3 separate regions of the Homo sapiens genome follow, and regions 1 and 3 are each linked to region 2. Evidence: chromatin contacts called from ENCODE Hi-C or POLR2A ChIA-PET data. All regions are on one chromosome and are shown on one strand. The core of a region is the stretch at or near the end of the contact, and the rest is flanking DNA. Distances in the headings are between cores, read along the strand shown.

The links. Hi-C counts contacts between places; a loop is a spot of excess contacts on that map. ChIA-PET counts read pairs that join two places held with the same protein, here RNA polymerase II (POLR2A). Pooled maps may share reads with other maps.
Region 1: a map with no recorded cell type shows a loop between it and region 2 (13-fold over the local background). The contact joins two enhancer-like sites. A Hi-C loop is called at or near these places in 1 of 37 single-sample maps with no recorded cell type and 2 of 50 pooled maps. POLR2A ChIA-PET finds 5 or more read pairs at or near these places in 2 of 52 experiments (GM10248 and activated T-cell).
Region 3: a loop to region 2 is called in a pooled map, with 6 times the contacts of the local background. The contact joins two enhancer-like sites. A Hi-C loop is called at or near these places in 7 of 50 pooled maps. POLR2A ChIA-PET finds 5 or more read pairs at or near these places in 2 of 52 experiments (AG04450 and WTC11).

Annotation. Positions count from the first base shown.
Region 1 is chr9:5,761,751-5,765,945 of GRCh38, reverse strand. RIC1 (RIC1 partner of RAB6A GEF complex) reads right to left here. Exons shown (of 26, transcript NM_020829.4): 18 at 3,286-3,405; 19 at 2,078-2,806; 20 at 374-532; 21 at 148-284. Among named protein-coding and RNA genes, the nearest start is that of ERMP1, 69 kb to the left of the region's middle. RefSeq lists an enhancer at 2,339-3,538. Within about 2 kb of position 1,410, at least 2 of the 41 ENCODE cell types and tissues checked have a DNase peak (open chromatin) inside an H3K27ac peak, as active enhancers do.
Region 2 is chr9:6,679,307-6,683,112 of GRCh38, reverse strand. No RefSeq gene overlaps it. Among named protein-coding and RNA genes, the nearest start is that of LINC02851, 23 kb to the left of the region's middle. RefSeq lists enhancers at 1,215-1,334, 1,405-1,694, 1,160-1,908, 1,815-2,194. Within about 2 kb of position 1,437, at least 41 of the 41 ENCODE cell types and tissues checked have a DNase peak (open chromatin) inside an H3K27ac peak, as active enhancers do.
Region 3 is chr9:6,078,399-6,082,287 of GRCh38, reverse strand. No RefSeq gene overlaps it. Among named protein-coding and RNA genes, the nearest start is that of RANBP6, 65 kb to the right of the region's middle. Within about 2 kb of position 1,932, at least 20 of the 41 ENCODE cell types and tissues checked have a DNase peak (open chromatin) inside an H3K27ac peak, as active enhancers do.

The sequences.
Region 1 (4,195 bases), core at 161-2,660, 920 kb after region 2:
CTGTGTGGCCTCTGCTTTTTGGGAATGGAAAAAGAAACTGCAATTGGATTAAATAGTTGTTTCCATTAAGACCTAATTTTGTAAATGTCTTGAAATGCAATGTGTCATGAATGCCCAAAAAGCAGTAATGGCTCTTTATTATTTTACCTTTTTCCAGAGGGACCAGATGGCATACTTAGTGTTTTCTGTAAACTGAATTTACTGGCAGGAACATTTTCAGCTGACTGGGATAAACTGATGCTTCGATTCCTGAAGAACTCAAATCCACCACTTGAACTGGGTTCCTAGGATTACACACCATATGCAGTACCATTAGAGAAAGATGCTACGTGGGTGTATGGCCTAGAGAAGATGTGTAACTTTTGCAACTAACCTGAGCTGTGGGTGTGGATGGAGGTGTCTCAGATTCTCCAGAGCCAATGGCTTTAAGAAATCGAATCATGTGTCGACAAAGGTCCCACTTGCCTTGTTCTAGTGCTGTGTTGAATAGAAGGGTAGCATGTTGCCTACTTACTGCAGGGACTTCCATATTCTACAAAAAACAACCAGGACAGCATTCTTTTTATACTACACAATTTGGGAAGATATGAGCAATTCTTTATCTCGTTTTCTAAACTCAAAGAATGTAGCCACACCACCACAGGGGTTAGTTTAATAATAAGATTAAAAAGTACCATACAAGGAAAAGCGAGGCAAGTACTCTTCTGGTGTATGTAAACTATAATTTATTAAACTCCTACTACATGCCAGATAGCATACATATACTTTAAGTCATTTCATTTATTTCTCCCAGTGACTCTGCAGATAGGCATATCATTTGTATTTTACAAGTGAGGAAACTGAGTTAAGTAAATTGTTGAAGATCAGCAGAAAAGGAAGAAAAAAAAGGGAGGTTTGCCTGACTCCAAAATAGGTCAGGTCTGTCTCCTGTTGCAGAGTTTTCTGAGGATGTGACTAGAATCTTTGCTTTGGGCAATAGCAAGTAGTAAAGTTCTGCTGCACATTCAGAATCCTCCATTTTTCTTTCACAAATTTAACCTGCCTATCTTGGTCTTTATGGAAAGGTGCCTAATAGACAACTGTAATTGTAATTATTATCTGCCAATCCATAGCAACTTAGGAATTCTGTTGCAGAAAAAAATTACATTGTCAGGGAGATACAGTGAAGTTGCAGGGAGTGACCCGGAACCAAAAAACAGCTGCATTTATTTTGATTCTATTTTTAAAACCCTATGTCTTTTTCTTTAGGGTTAGCCATGGAATCATACTTCAAGGCCACCTGGCCTCTGCTTGAGTGTCTCCTCTGGTTTCAGTTCATTGTCATGAAGCAAAGAAGCTGACAGGAAATCTGCTTCAGGCAGAGATTGAAACCAGGTTTATGGTTAGCTTCTTACATCAATGGAAACAACTTTGCAGTAACTGGAAAGAATCTTTAAGTGTAGCCTATCAAATAACCAACTGTCAAGCCCTTTTGTCAAATAGCTAATGAAATAAATTTTCAGGAGTTGCAAAGAAGCCATTATTTTGAGAAAAACTGTGTGCTATGAGGGTCTTTGCTGTGGCAGGCCTGAGCCTTCTCAGCTTGCTTTGGGGAAGACTAGCTCAAGGTGCTCTGTTATGACCATGCTCTAATAAGTGTCCCCTCAGTAACCCACACTGAAAGGAAACAAATCTACTGTTGTGAGAAGCTCAAACTCACTAATATCTCAAATAATACTTTCTTTGCTATGTTTCTTATGTAATATTTCAATAATCTTATGTAATATTTCTTCCATGTTCCTATTACATGTATTCTAATATACATATTAAATTTCTTCAATATATTAAAATTTCAAAACACTACTCTGAACTCATTAATCTGTTTTAGGCCTATTTATGGACAATGGAAAAAATATCTCTGCAATGTTACTTTATGATATTCAAAGGAATCTGTCTGAATTCTTCCAAATTAAAGATATAAACAGAAAATTTGACTATGAATTCCTTAAACACAATCATGGTGTCAAAACAGGACATTTCTATTTTTCTAAGTTTAAGCTCATTAATTCTTGCCCCTTTATAAGAAGAGAATTGTTACCTGTAAGATAATAAGGTAAGAGGCAGCTGTGTCCAAATCCTGAGCCATCAAACACTCCTCAAACAAGTCCTTAGGGTTTCCAACAGCTGCAAAAAGGTAATTCCACAGGGCATATTCGGTCTTCCTGGCACAATGGACAACTGTCTGCAGGAAGAGGGGGAACTCAGTGATAAATTTTGCCACAGTGGGAAGCAGAGGGTCGGGAATGGGCTCCCGTGAGGTAGCTTCTTCTTCCAGTACTTCATGGAGCATGAGCTCCAGCACATGAGGGAAGTAAGGTAATGTGGCACAGGACTGGGCCAAGAGCAAGGCTTGCTCCCCAAGGTTTCTGACCAGAAGTTGACGTAGAATGTGGTGGAGGTAGATCTGAGAGGTTCTCTCCACAACACAGAAAGGGAAGAGCACCTCCAGCTGTTCTCTAGCATTGTTCCGAGTATATAAAGAATCATAGAGCAAAGTGTCATTGACAGCACCAAGGACTAAAGCATCTTCAAACAGAACAGCTAGCGGGTAAATGTTGATGTGGAAAGGCAGCATGATCCGCTGGGACAAGAAGGAATGGGGCTTGCGGTGATCCCTAGGGAAGAGAGGGAGCCAAACTTTCATCCCTGCACCACCACAGCTCAGCCAGAGGGCCTCCAGAAGGTGACGTTTCTGTTTATTTGCTCGACACGTTGTCCAGACATTTTCAACAGACTGGGCTAGTACAACAGGAGGACAGAATGGCAGCTGGAGAAGGAGAGACAAGAATCAAGTTGTTTTCCTATTAAATCTGCAGGTTCTTAAGTTCCTAGGTACTAGTTTACTAAGTCTTTCAAATGATAGTATAATATTTTTTTGGGAAAAGCAAAGGGATCTAATTAGAATTAGAGTTAATAAAAGTATCCTGGCCTTTTAAAGTATATACACTTAAATCTGAAAACAAAACACCCCATGAACTTCACCAGTCTATCCCTATTTTTTCCATTAGAATTTGCAATGAATGATGCCTAAGCAGTTAACATATGGAGTATGGAACATTTCATGATCATTTTGGGACCTTATCCTCCAGTCAGTCAGTCTTACACCCAGAGGCTTAAGACTGATTTTATGGACTTAATTTCTCCTTTCCAAATCATAAAATACTCTTCTCTTAAATTGTTTCATTCCTTCATCCTCATCCCATACCTTCTTAATGTTTGAAAAGAAATGACTAGTACTTTACTCACAAGTTTCCTTTGGTTATTAGGGTTACTGTCCTTCTCCCGGATCTGTGGGCCTGACCTGTCCCTCTGCATCATGATGAGCTGTCCTGCCAGGTTTAACATAATGCTCTCTGCACCACGAGCCTGAAATTTAAGAAAAAGCAGCTAAATTCATACTTCTGTATCGGTATGCTTTCCGCATCTCCCCCCAATCCATAAGGTTTATAGGTCAAACAATCTACATTATTTATTGAGGTTGTACTATGTACAGCCATTCTGCTAGGCTCTGTGGGAATATAAGGAGCTTTCTGGCTAGGATGGTACAAAGCCTAACACATAATGCAATTAATGAACACCACCAGTGACATAAGATTGAGGGCAGAGTTGAATTATCCTGAAAAAGCTAAGACAACTTTAGAAGTTTATAAAAATGAGAGATCACTTCAGTGATCTAGCTGTCATAACAACAGAAAGTTTAAAAGGATGCAGTGAACCTGACAGATGAGGAAGACATACACGTGTGGGAGAGTAAGGGTTGGTAATCTAATGGAAAACGAAGACATGGAACTATTGGGAAAGTGAGAACAGTCTGGCTAGACTAGGGACATTATGAGAACAAAGCTGGATGGTAACAGACCTTCAAGGAGGATTCAGAAAGCCAGGTAAAAGAGCAGCAGGAAAGAAGCCACTACTTATGGTTCTTGAATAAGACAGTTATTTAAAAAATCAGAGTTAATCAGGATAGGTTACTGAGGAGAGGCAGATTTCATGGGTGTTGACTTCAGAAATGAGGAAATAGTCTGCCTTTTTATAATGAAAAATTTCAATCAAACCTCAGAGAGCCTAGTATAATGATTTCCAATTGAGCCCTATCACGCAACTTAAACCATTATGCACATTAAACTTTGAGCAGCCCTGTTTTAAAAGGAACCTC
Region 2 (3,806 bases), core at 188-2,687:
TGGCTAACACGGTGAAACCCCGTCTCTACTAAAAATACAAAAAATTAGCCGGGCTTGGTGGCGGGCGCCTGTAGTCCTAGCTACTTGGGAGGCTGAGGCAGGAGAATCACTTGAACCCGGGAGGCGGAGCTTGCAGTGAGCCGAGATCGCGCCACTGCACTCCAGCCTGGGCAACAGAGCGAGACTCCGTCTCAAAAAAAAAAAAAAAAAGATTTTGAAGCATATGTTTCAACAGAGCAGATGGAGAAAGTTACGTCAAACGTCTTGAGAGGAGGACATGGAATGCCAAACACAAGGATCTAAAAACGGTAGTGGTGCTTTAATCCCACTGCCTTGGGACAGTGACGGAAATCAGGGACAAGAAGAAATACATTTCTTGAATTGGGCAGCTGAAAACCTAAAAAAATCGCTATCAAGTCCATTTATTTGTGTGTGTACATTTATTTATTTGTATTATTATTATTATTTGAGATGGAGTTTCGCTCTTGTTGCCCAGGCTGGAGTGCAGTGGCTCATCTCGACTCACTGTAAGCTCCGTCTCCCGGGTTCAAGCGATTCTCCTGCCTCAGCCTCCTGAATAGCTGGGATTACAGGCACGCACCACCACGCCCAACTAATTTTGTATTTTTAGTAGAGATGGGGTTTCTCCATGTTGGTCAGGCTGGTCTCGAACTCCCAATCTCAGGCGATCCGCCCACCTTGGCCTCCGAAAGTGCTCGGTTTACAGGCATGAGCCACTGCGCCCTGCCTGCATTATTATTTTTTAATGAGACGGGGGTCTCACTATGTTGCCCAGGCTGGTCAGTAACTCCTGAGCTCAAGCAATCCTCCTGCCTCGGCCTCCCAAAGTGCCATTTATATTTTATATACTCTAAAGGACCATGGGGCAGATACAGCACAGGCGGAAAGTCAGCTTTGAGTTAAGCCTGTTGGAGATGTAACAATACCAGGCAGAAACCCAGAAAGATGGGGCGTAGGGCTGGGTGCAGTGGCTCCCGCCTGTAAGCCCAGCACTTTGGAAGGCCAAGGCAGGCGGATCACTTGAGACCAGGAGTTGAGACCAGCCTGGGCAACATGGCGAAACCCCGTCTCTACCAAAAATATAAAATTAGCAGGGCGCTCACCTGGAGTCCCAGCTACTCAGGAGGCTGAAGTGGGAGGATCGCTTGAGCCCGGGAGGCGGAGCTTACGGTGGGCCGAGATCGCGCCGCTGCACTCCAGCCTGGGTGATAGAATGAGCCCCTGTCTCAAAGAAAAAAAGAAGGAAAAAAAAAAAAAAGAAATGGAAGCAGTGTAGGACCGAAGACGTCTGGGACGGAAGCTCACCCCCAGGAAGGCCTAGGGAGAGAGGCACCGGCGACGTGTCTGCACCACGCGTCACCGGCACGCGCGGTCCACACTCCAGCGCCGGGTCTCGCGAGAGCCCCAAGCGCGGAACCGAATCTGCAGGCGCGCCACTCTTTGCCTGCGGCACCCTTCCTCCAGTTCTCAGGGTGATGGTCGCGATAGTTGCACCAGCACATGAGGGCGAAAACCTCTTGTGCTGCCTCCCCGTGACTGCCAGTTCCCGGACCACGTTCTCCCCAAGAGCCCAAGAAGGGCAGACAGCCAGGCGCGCTTGGCTGGTCTCGGGAGGAGGAAGTGGCGGAAGTGGGATTTGGGAAACAATCCTGGAGTCGGTGTGCTACGCATGCGCCGAGGGAAGCGGCCAGGCGGGTGGAGGCGGTGACCGCGCGGAGGCACCGGCGGCCCAGAGGCTTATAGTCTCGCGCGCACAGCAGCGCGCTACGCGGCCATCACAGCACAGCCGATCCAGAGTCCAGTCACGTGACCCGCTCGTGGCAGTCCGTGTGGGGCACTGTAGTAGCATTTAGTGAGTCAGGCGAACCTAGCGGGCTGCCGCCCCAGATCAGTTTCTCCGTCAGATTCCATTTCTCCAGCGGCACCTGAACCGGCGCGGTCCTCTGCGTCTTCTTGCTCCCTGGGGATGGGGCCCGGAGCCCCCTTCTTCATAGAAGGGAAAGAGATTTGAGCAGGTGGAAGGAACAGGTGCCCAGGACGCTGTCCCGACGCCCACACGATGCGCTGAGACCTGAGCTTACCCTCGCGTGTCCCATCGTGCGGTGGTTCTGTCGCGGCCCTATGGGGAGGGACTCTGTCAGACGGGGACGTCACGAGGCGGCCTTGCCGGGCAGGGTATTGGGGGTACCGGCTCCATAGTTTAACTCCGCCTAGTAGTGACCGCGTCTTTTTGCGGTTTTCCTCAGTCCTGTGGCCGGAGACCTCTGCAGTCTCCCTCCCGCAATGGAGACGTCCTAGGAGGTCTTCTGTTTCCATGTTTAGGGAAATGGGAAACCTACATAGTTTAGTAACAAATTGAAAGAGTAGTCCAAAGTCTTCCAACAAAGAAGACTGCAAGCCACCATGGCTTCCCTGGCAAATTGAACGATATATAAGAGGAAAACATAATTCCAGTCTTTAATAGTTCCAGAATAAAAGGGGGAAGGAAGATGAAAGCGGGTAACACTTTTAAACTTTTTAATGGCCTAGCATAACCCTGATAGGAAAACCTGACGAGAACAGCGAATGGAAGGAAAAGTGTATGCAAGTTTTGCTCATGAGTCTAGACGGGAAACTCTGTAAGCAAAATATTAGCAAAATCTAGTATTATGTGAAAGGAATAATACCATAGCCAAGTTATGTGGTTTTTTGTTTTGTTCTGTTTTGTGGGGGTTTTTTTTTGAGACGTTTTGTTCTTTTTTTTTTTTTTTTTTGAAACCTCCACCTCCTGGATTCAAGTGATTCTCCTGCCTCAGCCTCCCGAGTAGCTGGGATTACAGGCGTGCGTCACCACGCCCGGCTAATTTTTTTTGTATTTTTAGTAGAGACGGTGGGGGGGTTTCACCGTATTGGCCAGGCTGGTCTGAAACTCCTGACCTCAAGTGATCCACCCGCCTGCCAAAGTGGTGGGATTACAGGCGTGAGCCACCTCGTCCAGCCAAATTAGGTTGTTTTAACATGAGAAGACAAATTACTGTAATTGAAGATACTAACTAATTAATGGAGAAAATATCATCTTAATAAATGTAGAATAATTTATTAAATTTAACACTTATTCATGATAAACACTCATGGAAAACCAGGAATAGAAGAGAAATTAATCTTATAGAGGGTATCTGCAAAACACCATACACCAAACATCCTACTTAATGGTAAAGCGTTGAAAGCGTTTAAGAACTTGGGGCCTTTAACTCTACAGAGTTTCCCAGAGTTGTGACTTTGATGATTCCATATACATAGACCATTTCAACATGTTTCTCTGTCCTATTTCCTGCTAATTGGTATGTTGGATTATTTTATTCCTTGGAACATAGTAATCATAATTATTTTGTAATCTGTATTATGATAATTCCAGTGTCTGAATTTTTTTCAAGGTTTTTTTTTTTTTTTTTTTTTTTGAGACAGAATCTCACTCTGTCACCCAGGCTAGAGTGCAGTGGTTTGATCTCAGCTCACTGCAACCTCCCTCTCCAAGGTTCAAGCGATTTTCGTGCCTCAGCCTCCTGAGTAACTGGGACTATAGGTGTGTGCCACCATTCCTGGCTAATTTTTTGTTGTTGTTGTTGAGACGGAGTTTTGCTCTGTTGCCCAGGCTGGAGTGCTGGAGTGCAATGGCATGATCTCGGCTAACTGCAACCTCTGCCTCCTGGGTTCAAGTGATTCTCCTGCCTCTGCCTCTCAAGTAGCTGGGATTACAGGCGCCTGCCACCACACCTGGCTAATTTTTGTATATTTAGTAGAGGTCA
Region 3 (3,889 bases), core at 683-3,182, 600 kb after region 2:
ATTTACAGCAGTGAGTAAATGTAGTGAAGTGAGGAATCCTTTAGGGCCCACTCGAAGGCCTGTACCTAGCCTTACCATTAAGTCCCTTCCTAATAGATTAGTTCCCACTTCAGGAATTAATAAAAATTGAATATGAGTAAATCAATCTTGATATCTGACTTCTGTGCTTTCTAAAAATTTTTGCCTTAAATCCTTCTCCTTTTACCCCGCTGACTAAAACTTCTTCCGAAGAGCAGGTAAGACCAGGTGGAGGGAAACAAACAGAGGAGTGTGAAGCTCCTGAATCAACTAAAAAGGTGATAAATTCATGTTTAGGTCCTACCTCCAAATTTATCAAGGGCTCCTGGTGGGACTCAAAATAAAAGAGGCAGAGCCCCTGACTCCCCTATTGTTCTTCGGAAGTCATGAGTGTAAAAATTTCTCTCTCTCTCTTTATTTCAGGACATTCCCTCTTGAAGTGGCCTGTTCTTCCACATCTGTAGCCTCTATCTTGTCCTTCTTCCGTCTCAGTCTTAGCATTCTCAGCCCTTGCTCCCCTATACCACTTAGGGGGCTTATTAAATGAGGACCTTGACCCTCCAGATGGAGGCTTCAGTCCTCTAAAGGAGGGTTTAGGCCCCTTATAATCTCTGGCCCCTTGAAAGCCCTGCTTAGAGATATATGGATTTGGAGCCATCTGTTGGAAGGCAGAAAACATGAGTTTTGTCTTTTGTTTTTGTTTTTGTTTTCCTCATCTCTTCTCACATATACTTTTTGAGCCTCCCTGAGCAGTTCACTCAGAGGCTGGTCCTCCCAACTTTCTATCTTTCGTAATTTTCTTGAAATGTTTGGCCAACTTTTAGTAACAAAGTGAGGTTTTAACATTCCTCGTCCAAGGGGGTTTTCCAAATCAAGGCCTGCATATTGTCTCATTTGCTCCCTCAATCTGTTTAAGAATCTAGCAGGTCCCTCATCTTTTTCCTGTTGAATATCAAATGCTTTAGAAAGATTTTGAGTTCGGGGTACTGATTCTCGAATTCCTTTTATTATCATCTTCCTTAGGTCCTTCACGTTTTCCCAGTGATTTGCATTGTTATTGTCCCACTGGGGGTCTCGGGTGGGAAATTTATGGTCTGCAGGAGGAACATTTTGACCAGAAGGGTGCTCACATTCCCAAACCACCATAGCAGCCCTCCGAATCGTACTTCGTTCTTCCCCTGAAAAGAGGACACCCAAAATGGACATCAACTCAGCCCAGTGTATATCTGAGGCCCTAGAAATTGATCAATTTGATCTGCTACTCCATAAGGGTCATCCAATAATGGCTTAAGCTCCTTTTTTAAATTCTGGACTTCTGAACTGGTCAAGGGAGAGTTTACAAAGCCAATAGCCACCCCCTGTCCTTGTGGTACCACCCTTAGAGGAAAGAAAGTTGGATCTGGCTCTTTAGGTGTGGAGGGAAATGGAAAGTTTCGAATATCTTTTTTACATTGCTCTATTTCACATTGAAGCCCCTTTAAAGAGGGATACTTAATAGTTTTGTTGAGGAGGGGGGCAGGCTCACAAGATGGTAATTCTGCAAAGTGAGGATTATAGGCAGGAGGAGCAATATGAGTATATGAGTATAGAAACCACAGGTCGGGGAGGGATCTGCAGCAGCAGCTGGGGGAATGGAACACGGGCAAGTGACACAGGTGAGGGAGTGGCCTGAAACAGCTGGGCAGTAACCCGAAACCGCAGCCAGAGGGACGGAATCGGGAACAACTGGAAGAGTGACACAAGCAGGGGAGGGACCTGAAATGGAAACGGGAGCTGGAGGGGCGGGACTGGGGGGCAACCAGAAGAATGATGCAAACAGGGGAGGGACCTGAAACGGAAATGGGAACCAGAGGGGCGGGATCGGGGCGGCCAGAAGAGTGACGCAAGCAGGGGAGGGACCTGAAACGGGAACCGGAGGGGCGGGATTGGGGGCAGCTGGAAGAGTGACACAAGCAGGGGAGGGACCTGAAACAGGAACTGGAGGAGTGGGATGGGGGCACTGAATGGAGGAAGGTGATCTAGAGGGTCCCACGTGTTAGTGGGTGTGGGTTGTCTAGACATGGGAACTCTTTCCCTGCCAGAGGGGTTGGCTTCTGGCTTTCTCCCTCCGGAGTCTAAAGGGTAAAGGAGGATAGGTCCCTGCCACCAATAGAGGGTGTAATCAATTTCTTCCTGGGAAACAGGGCTCTTATCATTAACATGCTCAATTAAGAGCTGACAAATCCGCTCCTCATTTGACCCAAATTTTGGCCAGAAAAGTGAGGGTTTCAGGATGGGTTCTCGAGCCCAAATAAAACAAAAATATTTTATCATCTGCTGTTTTCGTTTATACTTGGTCCTCTCATTATCTTTCCAATACTTTAGCATAAGCCCCAAGGGGCTATCAGAAGGAATTTCATTGCTCTCTTGACTCTTTAGTTTTCCTGTCTTACATGAAACATTCCCCATCTTAGGGGTTATGGGGGGCTCTAACCTCTCCTGTTAGAGGTGTCTACCCCCCTCTTTCTAGAGGCTCAATGAGGCTTTAAGAGGGGGTTCAACCTGTTGTGTTGGAGGTGTCTTACCTCCCCCTTTCTGGAGGCTTAGCCTCTCCCGTTAAGGGTTTCCTGCATATCCTATAGCTCACCCCTCTGGAGGCTCCTTGTACCCTTCTTTCTCTTTGTCTACTGTGACTCTTCCTGCCCCTAGTCGATAGATGGCAACACGAAACCGCAGAGAAGACTCACTCACTCCACACAACCATAATGCTTAGCCCCATTCACACACTGTCAAACTCCAAATTATCCTGACCACCAAGGAAATACTTTGTCACCTTTGTGAAGTCTCCTACCTTTTTCCATGCACAAGAATTACCTGGTCCTCTTATTGCCACGGTCTTGCAAGCCTCTCCTCCCTGCTTTGCTGAGAACCCAGATTTATTCATCACAATGGGTGGGCCCTGACCCCCCTCACCCTCTGGCCACCATAACAAGACAGTGGGACCCCTGGGTGAGGTGACCAAAGACCCCCTTCCCAAAGGAGAGTATTTGAGCCCCAGAATTTGGGCACCAGAATTGTTGAGAATAATGCCCAAAATCCTAAGGAAATTGAACACTCAAACAAAGGATTCTTAACCAAGCAATTTTACTTTTGCGCAGAGGGGTGCTTCTCCTTGGCCGGTCACCATGAGAGCACACCTGAACAAAGGGGCATGAGAGCCTTTATTCCTAATGCAAGTCCTGACCCTGTACCCTTTCCCCATTGGCCGGGGTCGGGCCCTACAATCTAAACTAGTCCCAATTGGCTAAACATTTGAACCTTTTTTAGATAAGGTGGGCATATAAGGGAGACAGGGGAAAGGAGTAGGGGTGTCTGCAGTGAGCTAGAGAGCTAGTCTTCTTTCCAAATAAGGAAAGGAATGTGAGCTGGTACTGATAACGCCCGGTACTGTGGTGTTTCTGGGTATGTAACAAAGGCAGAAAGGAAGAAAAAAGAAAAAGAAAAAATGGGTGGGGGGTACCATGAATTAAAGAATAAAGGATTGATCAGGCTATTTGAAAAGAAACCTCATCATATTCCCACACCTAAAAAGCTATAGAGGGCTGGTGGTGTCATTTACTAAAATGGAGGAGACAAGAGACTCTTCTGATTTGGAATCTAGAGAATTTAGTGGTTTGGGGTGAGTGGTGAGTTTAGGTTTGTACACATTGAGTTCACAGTGAATGTGCGGCTTTTGCAGAGATATTTGGTGGGCAGTTGAGTTATCAGGACAAGTAGTACAGTTGAAGGAGAGTACAGAGAATGATAAGAGGAACCAGAGTAAGAAGGACTCTTTAGGGATATTACTATGTAAAAAAATACAGAAAGGAAGCTGAGAAAGAGCAGTCTCAAA